Linked DNA regions of Mus musculus: region 2 is linked to region 1. The links are chromatin loops, found by intact Hi-C in ENCODE. Cell type or tissue: left cerebral cortex. All regions are shown on one strand. Each heading gives the region's core, and the rest is flanking DNA. Links, peaks and the distances in the headings are about the cores only. Region 1 has its middle 98 kb from the start of Trp63. Region 2 holds the start of Trp63 (transformation related protein 63).

Region 1 (8,969 bases), core at 754-8,753:
TTGACAGACCCTGTGGGTCTTTCTCAGTGTTAGGTGCATATTCAAAACACATAGTAATTTTAAAAACCTCCAGTGGCCACATTTCACCAGTAAAGACCAATGTGAGGCCATGTTTGAACACCAATAGTTGTCAAAGACTCCCCTCCAAGGTATTTTTATATGCAGCACTATCAAACACTATAGATCTACATGAGTTATTAGATACCTGAGAGAGGAAGTCCCCACCCCCCAAAAAAGTAGCAAGCACACAACTTGAAGTGGATTCAAAAGTGTTTATTTAATTGTGCCTGTTATTATCTAAATCATCTTATCACAGACTAAATCACATGCAGTATAACACATGATTCCTGAAATAGAGGGCACTAAAGTCTATTGATTTTTGACACAGTCCAGGCACCATCCAGTTCACATTAGAAAATGGAACTATATCTGAGGGAGGAGGCAGTCCACACTTTTGCTTTCTAACATAACACAGCTTTATATTTTATTTACACTGCAAAGATGACTAGTTCCAATGATGGGATTCCAATTTTAATGGGCTTATCCTAGTGGCATAGTGAAGAAAATTCTCTCTTGTGCATGTGTGGTCTTGTCTTCAGTTTGCAAAAGTCGAGGCCAGTGTGTGTGTGTGTATGTGTGTGTGTGTGTGTGTGTGTGTGTGTGTGTGAAAGACATTGTCTTCTTGAGTGTTGTCCTTGTGTTCAGAGAGCTTATCTCTGTGTGGTTGTTTATTAAGTCAAGAAACAAGGACACACTTGATTTTGTTTGTCATGGTTTCTCTGTGAACTTTGCTGAGAAATAGCCTATTTGGGGTAATGACTTGACCTTGCTATTATATCTTAGTGATTTTTCTACCAAGAGATTACTTTCAATACTCTAGGTCATAACTTAATGCAAAATTTATATTTAGACAGTTACTATTAATGCAATAGAAATGAATTTAGTTGAAATTAATTTGGTTGAAATGAAGACTTCATAGAATGAGCTGTATGTACACAAGATTTAGATTCTTGTTGCTTCCCACACTGCTATTTCTTCTCCTCGGGGACACCTCACCTGCCAAGCAGGGCACCCACTACAACTTTGTTTCCTCTAGATAGTGGTTCTAAGATTTTAGTCCTCATCTTTCCCTCTTTATAAATCACTATATGTAAATATTAATACTTAGATAATTATCCCAGAGCCCTATTTTATTGAATGATAAATTTAGGGGGACTCTAAAGAAAATGTCAGATAAAAATCTCTGTTCTTTTCCTACCCTACTGCCTGCTCCCATTATACAGATGAAATCATCAAGGCCCAGGGAAATGAAATGACTTGCTATGTTTATAGAGTTAAATAAAATATTAAGGCTAGCTGATAAAGAATGAAAATCCTAAGTCCAGGATTCTTATTTATTGTCTCTACCAATTGAAATAATAATATAAAATTTATTAGATGTTAAGGCAAGAAAGTTTCAGTAGGTTTTCAGGGGTCAGTTGATGAATACAAATCCTATGTTCAAAGGAATTCTTTTTAAACTGTTGACCACCAAATTAATAAAGGTGGTCATTCTGCAAGTCATTAGCCAGGAACAGAAGTTCAAAGAACATTTGAGCTTGAGTGCAATTCAATAGCAATGCTTCAATGTTCTCTCAACAGGAGAACATTGGCCTCTAAGACTCAAGTGACTCACTCACATGTAAACAGGGTTCAATGCTGAGAGCAATTAATCTTGTTTTATTTTAACGTATTTTCAGAATTCCATGATAAATATGGTTAACACTGTAAATATTAAATATGACATAAGAGACAGAAGAAAAAAAATCTCTTTAGAAACAGTTGAAAAAGAATGGCTTGAACTCTTAGTGACTTCAGATCTATGCATTTCCTTTTGAGTTTGCCAGCCAATTCTCAACTGGTATACCAAGAATAGTAGACTGTAGAATCTCTGTGTGAAAGACATTTATCCACATGAAGGTAGCAGATAGGGGGTGGGTGGGTCAACAGACTGATAGTATTAAATGCTGGGGGGGGGAGAGAAAATTCATACTTAAACCATACTTCACTCCTATGTATTCTTTTTCCCAGGATAAGAAATGCTGTAAAGCAATTGTCACAGTACCTCCTAGCCAAAATGATGAAATGTCCCTCTGGATGAGCACATGGCATCCTTAGCTCCCATAGAGTTAATCAGGACAGGAATGTCAATCACCTGGTCAAGAGACCATCTCTTAGAAAGGCAGATTCACCTTAAGCCATGCAAAAGAGATAGAAAGACTAACTTTCCCTTTAATGAGCTAATGCACTTTTCCTTCCTAGAAATCGCAACCCCTAGCATAGACCCTAGGAGCTGTCCTGTGGTTCCCTTAGACATACCTGCCTCTCTGAGTCCTGAGTCAGAAGAGTATAATTCCCTTGTGTTTCTCTTCTGTCTCTTTCTGTTAGATCCTGGCCAGTGCCCACTTACACTTTTTCTGGCACTCTGGACTTCCTTTCTCTTTTTCTGGAGCCCGTCTTCCCATCATATGACAATTTATTGCCGTATGACTGACCGCAGGTTTACCTCAAATGCCCTTTTTATCTCTCTTTAAGCTTTCACCTATGAATCTATAATAAAAGTCGCTCCAAAACTAATATTCTGTTGTCTGTGAATCTTATTCTTTGGATGTGCAAGACAAGAACCTAAAAATCACTGGCTCTGGGTGGCTTTGGTCGTCCAGTGTTTTCTGGGTTCATAGCACTTCAAGCTGGGAAAGGTTCTATACCTAAATACAACTCAGTAGTCATATTTCACTATGCAAATATAAAAACCCCACCCCTGCTTCTCTAGAAAAGCCTGATGGCACTGACAGGAAACTTCTCCCAAAGCAAAGAAGGAAGCCTCTGTACCAAAGCCAAGTGAAGGTCATTGAAACCCAAGAAAACAGCTCTAGAAGGGCATTCAAACCCACCCCCCCCTCGACCCACAGAAGATCCACACATTACATACTTACTTTCTCGTTGCCCAAGACACTGCCACTCCAGAAGCATTCCTCTACAAGCATTCTCCCAAGAGAAACAAGTTTGCCCATTGTACCATCATTCAAGTTCCCAGTGACCTCCAAGTCAGCCAAGAAGCAGATAGAAGATGACATATTTGTGTCTAGTATGGATGCCAAACCCAACAAACACCAGATCAGACAGGGTTTGAAGAAATTCAATGACATTGATATGGTCAACTCAATCTGTTCATGTCTGATGGAAAGAGGGGGGCTGTATTTCAGCTGACTCCTGATTATGATGCTTTGTACGTTGACAACAAAATTTGGATCATCTAAACTGAGTCCAGCTGGCTACTTTTAAACATACATGCTTCATTGAAAAAAACAAAACCAAGCAAACAAACAAACAAAATATAGAAATTGAAGTAGTGGAATGTGAAGTCACCAAGATTTAAAAACTGTACATATCATATCCATAATCAACTTATGGTGAATCTTATTTTCCTAAAGGGCAGCTACTATCTTACGAGAAGCTTCTGTGTAAATAGCCCTTCTTGAAGAAAGGAGCCACATGCACTGTTCTTGCTTATAAATAACCCAGAGACTATGTTCCCAAACTCTGCTAATCAAAGCAATAAGGAAAGAGTTCTCAATCTTCATTCCAGGAGTGACTTGGACTCAATGTTCTTGAGAAAGAAAAGTAGATTCTCGCCTGCAGGCTCTTGTGTTTAACCCAGCTGCAGGGGAGCACGTGCAGATTTGAACTGCCCCACCCAGACTGGAGCAGCCAAGCTCCCTCAGAGCTCATACTTTGCAAGGAACGCTTCTGGGGGAAATCCTACAGAGCATAGCTTGGGCCCAAATAGTCCTACTAAGCTTCTGGCTATTCATTTGGGCACAGATGAAAATGTGCTCTGATGGTACAGGGAAGATTCCCGTGTTGGTCGTTAAACCCAAGCCACCCACGGATTTGAGGAAATATACATGATTATATAGTTTCATACTGAGCACTGAGATTTTTGAAATCCAGTTGCTTTGAGCCCCGTGATCTGCAGAAAGCAAACCCAGTCTTCTTCATGTCCCTGGGAGCACGAGTGCGGGTGTTTGCTTTGCATTAGCATGTCAAGCTGTGCATACCTTTCTGAGGCGAGGTCTGGGTGTAATGGGGTGTGTCCCGGAGGAAGTCAACGTTCAGAGATTTATTTTTTTTTGTGTGTGAGCTATTCACTTTAATTATACCCATGCTGTTCGCTCGCTTTTTATTATTACTCTTATTCACTTTCATATCCCCTTCCCTTGGCTAAACACACAGAAAAGATTCATTTATTATGTGAAGAGACTCAAATTTATGGAGCCCTTTTAGTTTGCAAGGAGGCTGGAGACTCCATTGTGAAAGCAGTGTCGCGATTCTCAGGGAACATGGGCTCTGATCTTGCCTCCAGCTCCGGACAAAGGCACCAAAGCAATGTTCAGGCACTAAAAACACATGCCACTGACTTGAGTGGTGGCAGATAAACCACGGCAGAAGAGGGGAGCTGGAGGCAGGCGCAAGACCAGAGGAATGTGACTAGCAGTGCATATGTCTCTGTTCAGTTCTAAATTGTTAAGCAGAATGACAGCACATGCATTGACATCCCGAGAACAGCAGCTGTCAAAACTGTCAGACAGCACGAGATTGATTCCCTTCAATTACTTGTTGAACCAAGAAGTTAGAGAGATGGCAAAGCTCCACGAGGTCATCTAACTTAAGTTTTTCTGCCTGGGAAAATTGCTTTGTCAAAAATCAATGTGTGAGGGCAAACTAGAGCTTTATTGTTATTTTGAGCTGACATAAAAGGTATGGTGGATCAGTATTCATCCATTCAACCCATCCTTTCACCAATTTGCCAATAGTCTTCCTACCCTGCACTCACTCCATGTCAGACTCTTTATGTCCTTAGGATACACAGATGCACTTAAGCACTAAATGATGGATACCGTCACTGGATAGCTATGTGCTGGGGTCTGATATGAAGCAATAGAAAGATGGCCACGACTCACAGGGTTGAAAGCAGACACTATGCCCAAAGATAAAGCTACTGCATCTTAAAAGATGAGCAAGGAGATGTTTCCAGTTCCTTTCTCAGACAATTGTTGCCCTCTTGTTGCCTTTAAACCAGTGCAGAGTTGCTAGCATCTCCCTCTCATTTTCCAGAGATAGAGCAACCCTGGAGAAGTAACCCAGCTTCGTCACAGCTACATAAGAAACCTGAGAATTTGTACATTTTAAATTTTCACACTTTCACTAAATCTAGAGAGAGTGGTGTAATCTACAGCTATATTCAGACAAGAGAGGGACCAGCAGAAGCCTTGACTTCAGGCACCACACAGCAAGATCCGCACCTTGACAGCCTTCCAGGTTTTAATCATGCTTTTTGAAGAACTGTAACATCTTTGAGTTGTTTTACTTGGTACGTGATTAAAATATTCTGTGTAAGTAGAACATGGTGACTCACATTTTGTTAGGGTTGCAGAGCACAACTAGCTACAGAGTCTTCAAGAAGGATGAGAAATAACCCATAATTCTGTTCTCTCCTGTTTTCCCTCCCTACTCCCCCAACACTGTGTGTGTGTGTTTCAAAACGTGACCCCAGAAAGAAAGAACAAGTTTAGGATGTGATTCTAACATAGCATTGCATTTCTCAATTCCTATCATTTCTTTAAGCCGTTACCTCAACTCCTTTGGCAGTAAAATCGGGAAGATCAGCAACTACTTTGTCCACAGAGCATTAAATTTGATTAATATCAGCCCCTTAGCCGAACATCACTTTAAATTGATCTGAAAAGACAGAATTCATCATTAGAGTGCCATAAGAGTCTCAGAAACCCAGTGGACAAGCACCTCCTGACCAGAGGTTTGCAGATTTTACCTTGCATCAAAACCAGCAGAAAGGCTTCAAGAAACTCGTTTCAGGCCCTGCCCTCAACAGGGGTTTTTGTCAATATAGCCTGCCAATTTGTACTTCTCTTGTGTTCTTTTTATTAATTTATTCATTTCTTTTTATTCATATATTTGTTTACATTTCAAGTGATATCCTCCTTCCTAGTTACCCCTCCACCAACCCTGCCATCCCATCTCTGCTCTTCCCCATCCCCTTTGCCTCTGCAAGGGTGCTCCTCCACCTATTCACCCACTCCTGCCTCATCCTTCTAGCATCCCCCTACAGTGGGGCATCAAGTGTCCCTCCCCTCCCATTAATGTCAGATAAGGATGTCCTGTGCTACATATGTATCTAGAGTCCTGGCTCCCTCCATGTATACCTTTTGGTTGGTGGTTTAGTGACTGGGAGCTCTGGGTGTTCCAGTTAATTGGTTCACAGGTTGGCTGTGAATATCTGCATCTGTATTGGTCAGGTGCTGATAGACCCTCTTGGGGGAATGGCCATATCAGGCTCCTGTCAGCCAGCACTTCTTGGCATCAGCAATAGTGTGAGAGTGTGGTGTCTGCAGATGGGATGGATCTCTAGATGGGGCGGTCTCTGGATGGACTTTCCTTCAGTCTCTGTTCCATTTTTTTGTCCTTGTCTTTCCTTAAAAGTTGCTGCTGCTGGCCCAAGAAGCACTCTTTGAAAAGTGTTACTAAGTCAGTGATTCTCATCCTGGGTCTCATATGACCCTCTTGGGGAGGAAGGCTTAAACAGGACTCACATACTAGATGTCCTGCATATCAGATATTTACATTATGATTCATAACAGAAGCAAAAGTGCAGTTATGACATAGCCACAAAAAATTTATAATTGGAGGTCACCACAATATGAGGAGCTAACTGTATTGAAGGGTCATAGCATGAGGAAGGTTTAGAATCACTGGACAAAATCATTGAAGATCTGAGCAAGAGGAGAAGCTGCCAAACCAAGCAGAGCCCACCACTGGCCTTCCCCACAGGGCCCTCTCATTTCACAACTACTTTAATCGTCTGAAACTGTGACTTTATTCAGCTTATTGATATCAGTTTGACCCACTCCTGTGCTATGAAGTCTACATGAGCATGCACTCCCAAGCCTGTGGATTTCCTAAACAAGGGCCTTTCTACTTTCTCCTAGTCTTTTAACCAGACCTGAGCCCGTAACAATCACTCAGAAAGCAAAACTGAAAACCAACCCAATTTTCCCCTTTCAACTTCAAAAGGAGTGTGGTTTATTGAGTTTCCCCCCCTGCCTATGGCAGATGTCTGAAAACCCGACTGGAAACTTTGAGAAGTTCATTTGCTCTCCGTGTTTCTATTCTCTCCATCTGTAAAACGGGGTCATCTGTATTGTGCCTCATGTGCGAATCTGTGTGCGGCGAGGTTTAGCGGGTAACTGAGTGCAAAACATGTTGCAGATGGATGCGTTATGGAGGGATGCTTAATATCAAAGCGAGATGTCATTTTCTTTCAGTCTGCATCTGTAGTTTGTAAAACAAATGCTTCTAAATTCACAGTATTTTTCTCACATGTACTATTTTTTTCCAGGGTGATATTTTCCCAAAGACTCATGCTGACTTCAGCTTCTGGAACCTTGTAGGCGGATCTGCTAAATTAAAGACTTGTATTTAAATTTTCTGCATAACACTGGTGGGCTGAGCGCATCTAAGTGATTGTGTGAAGTAGGGAAATTTTCTAGCCCAGGAGGGCATGGGTCGGGCTCCTGGATGGGGGACATGAATTCCACCACACTGGGAAGCATTTCTCCAGCAAAACGAAAAAAAGAGAATCACTGAAGCCGGGTTGAAATGATCTTAAAGCAAGCAAAATATAGAGCAAACTAACTAGAGATAGATGGATTTGGGTAGATAGCTGCACAAAAAGCAACAGGTGAAAACTGGGTGTGTGCATCTGTGTGTGCCTGTGCAAGAGAGAGGGAGAGAGAGAGAGAGAGAGAGAGAGAGAGAGAGAGAGAGAGAGAGAGAGAGAGGGAGGGAGGGAGGGAGGGAGGGAGGGAGGGAGGGAGGGAGGGAGGGAGAGAGAGAGAGAGATATTACAGTATCTTTATGGAAAGAATTATGATTTTCAAAGGACATACTAATGTTAGCATGGCAATCACTTGGACTTTGATTCTAGTACTGGTACCTAGCATGCCACATGCAATACATTTCTACTGCTTATACATAAAAGGATAGCAGTTTTAATGTACTATCCATGCATTAGGTATTTGGGTTATCAGTCATTCTAGATTCTTTAACCAACCTCTTTTTTTTTTTTTTTTTTGCATAGAAGACTTGATAATTTTTGTACTTTAAATAGCTTATGAGCTTATGCTTAAACTACCTTTAAACTAAAAAATATAATTGTCACTAAGATATGAACTAAATATATATGTAATATGGATGTATAATGTTTGTATATGCATGGATCTTCATATGTTTATAGTTTAAAAGTCTCCAGGGGCTGGAGAGATGGCACAATGATTAAGAGTACTGGTTGCTCTCGTTGAGGAACACCCAGGTTCAAGTCTCAGCACCCTCATGCCTGTCTGTAACTCCACCTCCAGAGGATCTAATGCCTTCTTCTGACCTTCACAGGTACTGTACACACATTGTAAACATACATGCAGACAAAAGAACTTGCATATAAATAAAAATAATAGAGATGAAAATACTCTCTGAAAAACAAGGAAAGGAAAACTGTCCCTCCTAGGGGTGCACTTAACCTGGTAAGTTTATTCAAGTATTTGGCCTCTTCCTACAGCACAGGCATGCGTTACTTTGTCCTACAGACCCTTTGTATGGCTCTAATTCAAGCTTAAACCTTACACAGCTACTGTGTCAGGAGCAAGACATCTCTAGGAGAGTTCTGGATTGTGTCATTGATAGCTAGCTCTTCATCAGCCATTCAAGGCAAATGCTTTAAATATGAAAATGTGAGTACTTCAGACCAAGAACTTTGTCAGCCAAACATACACTCTTTCACAATATATATATTAAAAACAATATATATATATATATATATATATATATATATATATATATATATATATATCACAATA
Region 2 (8,969 bases), core at 970-8,969, 95 kb after region 1:
TGTCCTTGCACTTCTTTTACACAGAAGCAATTCTGGGTCAAAAAATTTCAAGGTAAGTTGGTGTCCCCATTCCTCTACTGGGGGTCCTGTCTAAGTGCTGGAGGTGAGCTATTCAGGCTCCATTTCTGCACTGTTGGGCATTGAGACTAAGGTCACCCACGTTGAGTTCTGGGAGCCTCTCACATCCCAGGCCTCTAGGACTTTCGAGAGGTTCCCCTGACCTCCAAACCCTAACCCTGGCAGCTTCATGTTTCCATTCATCCTGAAGCTCTGGCCTTCTCACCTGTCTGCCCCATATCTGATCCTGCCCCATATCTGATCTGCCCATATCTCACCTGTCTGCCCCATATCTGATCCTGCCCCCCTTTCTCCTGCCCCTCTCCTCTCCCACTCGCATCCTTCCCTTGATTATTTCCCCCCTTTTAAGTGGGATTGAAACATCCTTATATGAGCTTTCCTTCTTGTTTAACTTCTTATGGTTTGTGGGTTGTATCCTGGTTATTCTGTACTTTTTGGCTAATATCCACTTATCAGTGAGTACATACCATGCATGCCCTTTTGGGTCTGGGTTACCTTACTCGGGATGACACTTTCTAACTCCATCCATTTGCCTACCGAATTCAGGATGTCCTCATTTTTAATACCTAAATAGTATTCCATCATGTAAATGAACCACATTTACTGTATCCATTTTTCAGTTGAGGGCCATCAAGGTAGCTTCCAGTTTCTGGCTATTATAAATAAGGCTCCTATGAACATAGTGGAGCACACATCCTTGTGGTAGGTAAACTATATTTTGAGTATATATATGTCCAGGAGCGGTATGGCAAGGTCTTCATGTAGAACTATTTCCAATTTTGTGAGGAACCACTAGATTGATTTCCAGAGTGATCATAGCAGTTTACAATCCCACCAGCAAAGGAGAAGTGTTCTTTCTCTACATCCTCGCCAGCATGTGTTGTCACTAGAGTTTTATTTCATATTTTAGCCATTCTGATTGGTGTAAGGTGTAATTTCTGGGTTGTTTTGATTTACACTTTCCTGATAACTAAGCATGTTTGAGATTCCTCTGTTGAGAATTCTGTTTATCTGTGTATCTCATTTTATAATTGGGTTGTTTGGTTCACTGGAATCTAACTTCTTGAGTTCTTTATATATTTTGGATACTAGCCTTCTATCAGATGCAAGGCTAGTGAAGATCTTTTTTCCAATCTGTACATTGATGTTTGGTCCTACTGACTATGTCCTTTGCCTTCCAGAAGTTTTCCAGTTTCAAGAGGTCCTGTTTATCAATTTTTTTTTTATCTTAGAACCTCAGTTGTTGATGTTCTGTTCAAGACTTGTCCTTTTTTGACAGTTGTCTCTATAGATACATACTGTTTTTCAGGACTCCATATACTAGAGACATAATATTGCCACAGGCTTTGTAATACTCAGATCTTAGCTCATACCTATCTTTCTTCTGGGCAGAAATCCTAGCCTTTATGAGTCCACCCAAGAACAATCCTGAAGCATCAGGTACAAATGAATGTCTATCTGGCGTGAGGACTTGCTCCAGTGGTCTCTTGCTCTCACAAAGACAATGAACAATTCTGCATTCTCTTCCTACCAACAGCGGAGCTTCATGGATGCTAGCAAACACCTTCTTACCTCATAAGTACTAATCAGGCACCGTTTGCCCCAGACCAAAATTCCAGCAGGCAAATTGGCCATCATTCACTCAGAGGGCTGTGCCATAGCTATTTCTCCTTATTCACTCACTTTTAATGACTTATTGATTTTTAATTCATGTGCATTCCTATTTTGCCTACATGTATGTGTGTATGTGGGCACTGGATCCCTTAGAACTGGAGCTACAGACAATTGTGAGCTATCATATGGATGCTAGAACTGAATCTTCCGGAAGAGCACCCAAGTGATCTTAATCACTTCACTGAGCCATTTCTGTCTGGCCCTTTTCAGTTTTTCTTTTTCTTTCATGAACATCTATTAGAAAATACATTGCAAGGGAGATATAACACAAGTGCAGTGACAAAGACAGGAGCACTACAACATGTGGATAGTTTATATGTAAATGGGCCATGGAGGACACCAACGTATAAAGGTATTCCATTCCATTCCTTTGACTACAAAGCTTAAGCTCTATAAAGGGAAAGAAAGTCATTCTCCAGTGCTCTGGGAAGTACAAGGGTTAGAGACAAGGGTTGGCTCTTAGTGATCTGGCTGCTCTTAGCAGCTCCCAGCACACTGATGCACACATAAAGGAGACCCTCAAGAAATATTTATCCTGGTGGTATGAACTGGCTGTTAAATAGATGAGCACCCAATCTGAGGGAGGCACATAAGAACCCCACTGAAATTCATGTCATATCATGACATCATCCATGGTTAGTGATATACAGTGAGCAAACTGATAAGCATGTTAGACACAGAAACTAGAAGTTCAGATCCTTACAGTAGGAATGATACTTTCAAAGTCTTTTCAGCAGATTCTGTGTATGTGTACTTGTATATGTGTGTATACATGTGTGCACATGTGTGTGGAGGCTCAGGTGGCACTTCTCAGGTACTGTCTACTCCCCACCCCACTCCCCTTTTTAGAGTGGATCTCTAGCCTGGAGCTCACCCAGTAAACTAGGCTGGCTACCAGTGAGTCCTACAAATCATCTTGTCCCCAGATCCTTAGCATTGGGGTTACAAATGTCTACATTCATGCTCAAATCTGGGTTCTGAAGACCAAACTCAGGACTTCATAACTGCTAAGCAAACAGTTCACTACCTGACTGAGACATCCCCATATCCTGCAGGCAGGTTTGCCTAACCTAGCACATGTTATATTTAGCAAAAGCCTAATATATTACTTTGATACAAAATCTTGTAAAAACCCACTCAGTAGATCACAAATTCAAGACACATACAGACATGCATGTTGAATATTTCAGAAGAAATACTCTCTGATTTTCTTTTATGTTTCTTACCTATGCTGCTTATGTGGACTATTGATTTAAGCACTTACCTATGCATATTTTTAATTTTTCAAATACTACATACAAAATTATATAGACTGTTTACTGCCTTAATTGTTTTTCCATGTACAGTTCAGTCAAGCTAAATATAGATACAGTATCATATAACCAATCACAAGATTTTCATCTTGCAAAACTGAAACCTAATACATGTTAAACAACCACTTCCAACCCCCGCCCCCCCCCCCCCCCAGATTCTGGTAGCACCATAAATGTATTTTTGCAATCTCTAAGTATTTTATAAGCTCCATTTTCTAAGGCAGTGATGTTAAATAACTAGATATACACATGGGTCAAACATCTAAATAGACTATTCAGAAATTAATAGCCATAGTGTCTTGGACTCCTCAAGTTGAAAAGAAGCTCTCATAGGCTTTTCTTCTATTGTGTCAACTGGAAATTCAGCAGACAACCCTAATGTTTGTGGCTCCTCACAGGTTTGTGTACCTATGTCACCCAAAATTAAGATAATCTCTATTCTACATGTTCTTCTCAAAACAACTATATCATGTATAGTATATGCATAATTGTTTATTGATATTATACATACATATATTATATATACACTGAATATACAGTATATGTATTGTATATATATATGTGTGTGTAAATATTTATACATATATATGGTAATAGAAAACAATTTGAGTTTTAAGTAAATATTGAAGTCACTGATTTTCCTGTACTATCTTGTACTCCTGATTAAGTAGCCCACCGATATTTCCCCACCAATTCCTAAAGTGAACATCAGCCTGAGCCTACAGTGAATCCACACAGGGGGACCTTGTTCAGCACTCATTCATTACACCAGGATGAACTGCACTACTTTAAATATCACAAGCAACACTGAAAACTGCTTGAATGGGTCTTTTTGACCCCAATCTAAAATTCACCCTCTTCAAATTGCCATTGTGTGAATCTTCAAAACCCATCTCCTGGCCTTTCTCAGGACCACAAGTTGGGAGAGAGAGGATGATGTGGAAACAAAGTAGAAAGGGACAACAATGTAAAACGATGAGAATTCAAATATTTCACAAGTATATACTGCATAGAAGTATATGACATTATAAACAACCTATAGAAGAACTTCCTGACATCTTGGAAGTTACTGTGAAAATTTTAAAATGATCTGCTTCTCAGAGCTTTAAATTTGGAGAAAATTCACTGGAGGGATTTTAAAAGCCACACAATTCACAATGAATGTGATGTATTGAGCCCCATTTTCATACCGTTTCTGCCAAAATCAAGTAACTGAATCTACTCAGGAGAAAATATCCACCAAAAACTAAACTAAGCAACTGGCCTGCCATCTTTCCAAATAACCGTGTCGCGAAGCAGCTGAAGAACCTGTTCCCAATGAGAAAATGACTAAACAGGGAAATGTGTGAATCAGGATTTTCTGTCACTATACAGGCATAATTGGCAAAACAGGCAACTTGAAATGGACGCAGAGTAGATATTTTGTGGATGTGCATTTTGTGGTTTCTATGGTTGAAGCGTGATTATGTAAGAGATTGCTTCCTTTAGGAAACACAGAGAAATGTATAGAGGAAAGGCACATCTTGTTTTGGATCTAACAGATGCTTCCGGAAAAACAAATCTGGGCAGTACCAAATAAGGACTTCCTGTGTTTCCTTATTTATCTCCCACTCACGTGGACTTTGAGCAAAGGACTGGTGGGAGTGAAAAGCGTCCCCCACACAGCTGTTCGGGTATGTCTGGAAGAGAAGCCCACCCACATTGCTTTTGGACACTGGGTGTGACTTCGAGGGTATCAGGTTTGTCTGTTAGGGAACCTGCCAACCTTGTCCCTGCCTAACTAGCTTCTGTGTTTCCTTACATGCTCCTGAATCAAAACTCCCCCATTCATTGGGACAAACCCCTGAACCCCTTTTTTTTTCTCTTCTGAATAGACTCTGGTCATTAGTTTAGCTATAAATGTTTCCATGTGATGGATTGCAAGGCCTGCAAGAAGCTCAAGGTCAGATCAAGAGACCATAGCTAAGTCTGCAATGTATATGCTTCTTCAGGAAACTATCACTCCCTCACTACCAGTACATGAATTCTAGTTCTCCCTTCACCCTACCTAGATGTCAGCACCTTTTGCTCTATACTTCTTATAATTATTACAGTCTGACATCTAGGTAGAATAAAAGTAGAGCCAGAATTGATGTATACTGATAGTACGACCCTCTTCCAAGGCAAACTTCAGTTTCATCCTTGATGAATAGAGATTGTAGTCAAAATGAGTTCAGTGCTGAAGAATGTTAAATTCAACTATTCCTTTTTAGTGTGCAATATTTGGTACATTTACTACCTTATATTCTAGAAGGTTCCATTTTGGTTTGAATAGTCGGGAGTGGTATAAGCCATATTGAGCCAGACAAGATGGGGCCTATGGTCCAGTTGCCCTGAACTCAGCTTCTCTGATAAATAGTGACCAAAGTCACAAACTGTAATGGCTGGAGGAACACACAGGTCATGAACTGTTCATAGTAACATCTGTTTTACATCACCCTACACTTCCTGTTCTCTCCTTGAATGGTAGAATTATTTTCCTATCCAAAGCAGGAAAATAATGATAAAAGTTTGCAGCCTAGACCAGAAAGTGCATAAATGATAGCAGTTGTGTGATGCATGTTGCAGATTTCAGGGAGAATTTCTGTGCTGAATACTTGAGTTAGGCTAAGCATGTTGACTGCTCGAAGTGGAGAAGGAAGGCATATTTCTTCCTGGGACATTATGCCAAGAGCTCTACATACTAAACATTATTGTTTCTCTGTTGTCCTACTTCCTGCTTCCTACAATGCAAGTGTGTTCACAAGCATCCTTTAGATGTGTAGGTTGGAAAGGTATAGTCGTCGCCATTCATTTTCCCAGGTCATGGATGCTCATGTGCTCTAATGTGTTTGTCATCCTGAGGAGCTTGCTTTTCTCCTTTAAGTCAAGTTAACTCTGTTTATTAACTAAGTAGTGGGAACCAATATCATTCATAATTAATCTATTGCCACCTAATAATCTGCCTTCTGTACTATATATATGTGTATATATATATATATAATTTTCTATAACAACTGCTGATATAATGGCATATGCTCTAAATTATTTTAAACTTAAACCTTTTAAATTAAATTCTAAAACTTGTAAGTGAAAATATGTATGAAGAGTACTTGAAGACTGGTTATGTGGAAGTCCATGACGTTGAACCATGATATAAATTACTTTGACAAGTTCTTTCTTCTTTTCAGCAAGCACTTAATTATAAATACAAGGCGAAAGGTGAGCTCAGAACTTACCACTTCAGATCTGGTACTTGGGCCAGCCATCCTGGCAGAGTCATCCCAGGGTTAGAAATGGAATCTCAAACCCCACCCTGGAAATAACCAACCAGATTTTGCATGGACAAGAATTTCAAGTGACTCGCGGGTTTATTAAAATTTAAGACAGTCTCCACTAGAAATCCTAGTCCTAGTCTTTCTTAATTTTTCACGATTGAGGACTGAACGCAGGGCAGGGCCTTTTCCACACTAAACATGTGCTTTGGCATTAACTCTATTACCCCCTCCCATTCTTGTGTTCTGGGGGACAGCTTAAGCTGCCTTTGGCTAGGAGATCATTCTTTCTATGCCTTCAGAGATTCATCTCACAACTAAGAGTAGACAGGCCCTGTGTGATGAAACTCCCCCAAGTCCATGGCCATAGGAAATTGATTATTCTCAATTTAAGAACTTTATAATCAGGTCATCTGTATTTGCTCAGAGGAAGAAAGCCAAACACTTGATTCCAATGAGCAAATCTATAATTAATTAGTGAAACGATCTTTGCTCAAGTTTAACATTTTTTTTTAGAGCAAGCTGTCAGATTTGGCTGGAGCGCAGGCCGGCATGTGTGTGAGTTTCACAATTCACAGATGTTAGACACGCTCAGTCTGAGTTAAGAAAGAGAATGTCAAGTTTTAAATAGCTTCTCCCTGGCTGGAACAACAAATAAAACATCTTTATGAACACATTTTGAAGCAGAATTTCTTACAGGAAAATGTCAGATTTCTCTTCAGCTTGTCTCACAACTTTGACATTTTCTGATGTCACTAGTTTGCAGGTGTCTATGGCTGTGGCATGAATGGAGATATGTACGTAACATGTCAGTGACACTTGGGCACACAGCTCTAGTTCCCTCTTGGACTCTATTCTAATTTAGCTTCTGAATCATATTTCATTCAATTTCTAAATCCACAGAACCAGGATTGGTTTACAGCCTACATTCAGAAAGGAAACAAATTCATTATCATGGAGACTTTGCCTGATAATATATAATTCTTTACAATATAAAGAATGTCAGATTTTATAGTAAAGTAGGTAGAAGGAGACTAAAAAAAGTTAAAAGTGAGGCATAATAGAATGAGACAGAATGATAAGAGTTTGAAATAAACTTTATTTTTCCCCATTGACAGGCCATCTAAAATAATTCTAAATAAATATGAAAACAATAAAACAATTAGGAAACATTGTAAAAGAATATTAACTCCTATTTTTATATCACATAAAAATCCTATTACTTATATCTGTATGGTTAAAAAAAATCACTGCAGGCTATTTTCTTTTATTTGGGACAGAAACTATTTCTAAATACATATACATGATCTCTCTCTCTCTCTCTCTCTCTCTCTCTCTCTCTCTCTCTCTCTCTCTCTCTCTCTCTCTCTCTCTCTCTCTCTCTCTCTCTCTCTCGTTGAAATGAAGAGTGAGTTCTAGGTTAAATATAATCAAGGAATTTCCCTGTCTTTGCTATTTGAGATTGTGACCACAACAGGCGGTTGGCTGAAAGGGAGGCAGAAGGGGGTGGGGGTGGGGCAGGGAGAAGCCGAGAAAAAAAAAAGTCTCCTAAGCGTCTCTGCAAAACATTGTAGCCACAGCAGAACTGACAGGAGCTCTCAAATCAAGTCAGAATACAGATACAAGGAGATGTTATTCAGTTGGAGCAAGGGGGACATTTATTAGCTCAGTGACAAGTCCTGGCTTCTGTGATTAAACTCTGATGCCATTCATACCAGCACCCAATCCCAAGCAAGATCAGAAGTTCAGAGATGCCTACAAATTGCCAACAAGTGTGGCCACTCTACGTCAAGGGCTCTAAAACTGTGGCAGAGAGGAAGAACAGCTTTACAGGGGGTGCCCAGCTGGTAAGAATTGACGGTTTATGATGCTCTGGTTACTTGAAGACTCTCATTGGCTGAAAGGAAGAAACGCCCCGCCTCTTTGCAAATCTGAGTAAAGGGGGGAAGTGTCTAAACTTCTATGTCTGATGGCATTTGACCCTATTGCTTTCAGCCTCCTGGCTACATACCTAGATATTCTCAGGTGTATATGTATATTTTATAGAATTGCTTCCCATCTGTTGGTATCAAAGAGAGTTGAAGGAAATGAATTTTGAAACTTCACGGTGTGCCACCCTACAGTACTGCCCCGACCCTTACATCCAGCGGTGAGTTTAAATCTGACCTGGCGTCTGTCAAAACTGAACTGGTGTGCCTGGTGTATTCTGAGTGTTTCTGCTGTGTACTGAAGAAGCCCTCCTTGTTTAGCGAGCATAATAATACTACTTTGGACTTTGTATGGACTTAAAGTGGTTTGTAGATATCTTTTCTACAGTTATCTTATACTTTATTTCTTGAGTTACTAAGTGACAAAGTTTGAAGACATCCATGTTTTTAAATTTGTCACACTATTGTACTCTATAAGGAGAGAGAGTGGGGGAGAGAGAGAGAGAGAGAGAGAGAGAGAGAGAGAGAGAGAGCATGTAGCTCGGGTAGAAGATGTGGGAGGGTCAGGGAGATGTTGGAGGTTGGAGGAGGGGGATGAGATTATCAAAGAATTAATTAAAATATTACTTAAGATTGTCACACCATTTTAAAATGTTAAAAAATTTTAAAATGTACCACGTGCC

The links. Hi-C counts contacts between places; a loop is a spot of excess contacts. Peaks named below come from ENCODE experiments on the same cell type or tissue, not always from the same donor. Only the 100,000 strongest peaks of a DNase experiment are listed, where the experiment ranks them.
Region 2: a loop joins it to region 1, with 7 times the contacts of the local background. A loop is called at or near these places in 3 of 42 quality-filtered maps.

Annotation. Positions count from the first base shown.
Region 1 is chr16:25,580,796-25,589,764 of GRCm38, forward strand. No RefSeq gene overlaps it. Among named protein-coding and RNA genes, the nearest start is that of Trp63, 98 kb to the right of the region's middle. In left cerebral cortex, for the core only: no CTCF peak of the experiment used is centred there; DNase peaks (open chromatin) are centred at 4,622, 5,337 and 7,437; H3K27ac peaks cover 947 bases.
Region 2 is chr16:25,675,845-25,684,813 of GRCm38, forward strand. It overlaps Trp63 (transformation related protein 63), which reads left to right and starts at 7,921. Exons shown (of 14, transcript NM_001127259.1): 1 at 7,921-8,507. The coding sequence starts at 8,446. In left cerebral cortex, for the core only: no CTCF peak of the experiment used is centred there; DNase peaks (open chromatin) are centred at 4,590 and 6,949; H3K27ac peaks cover 294 bases.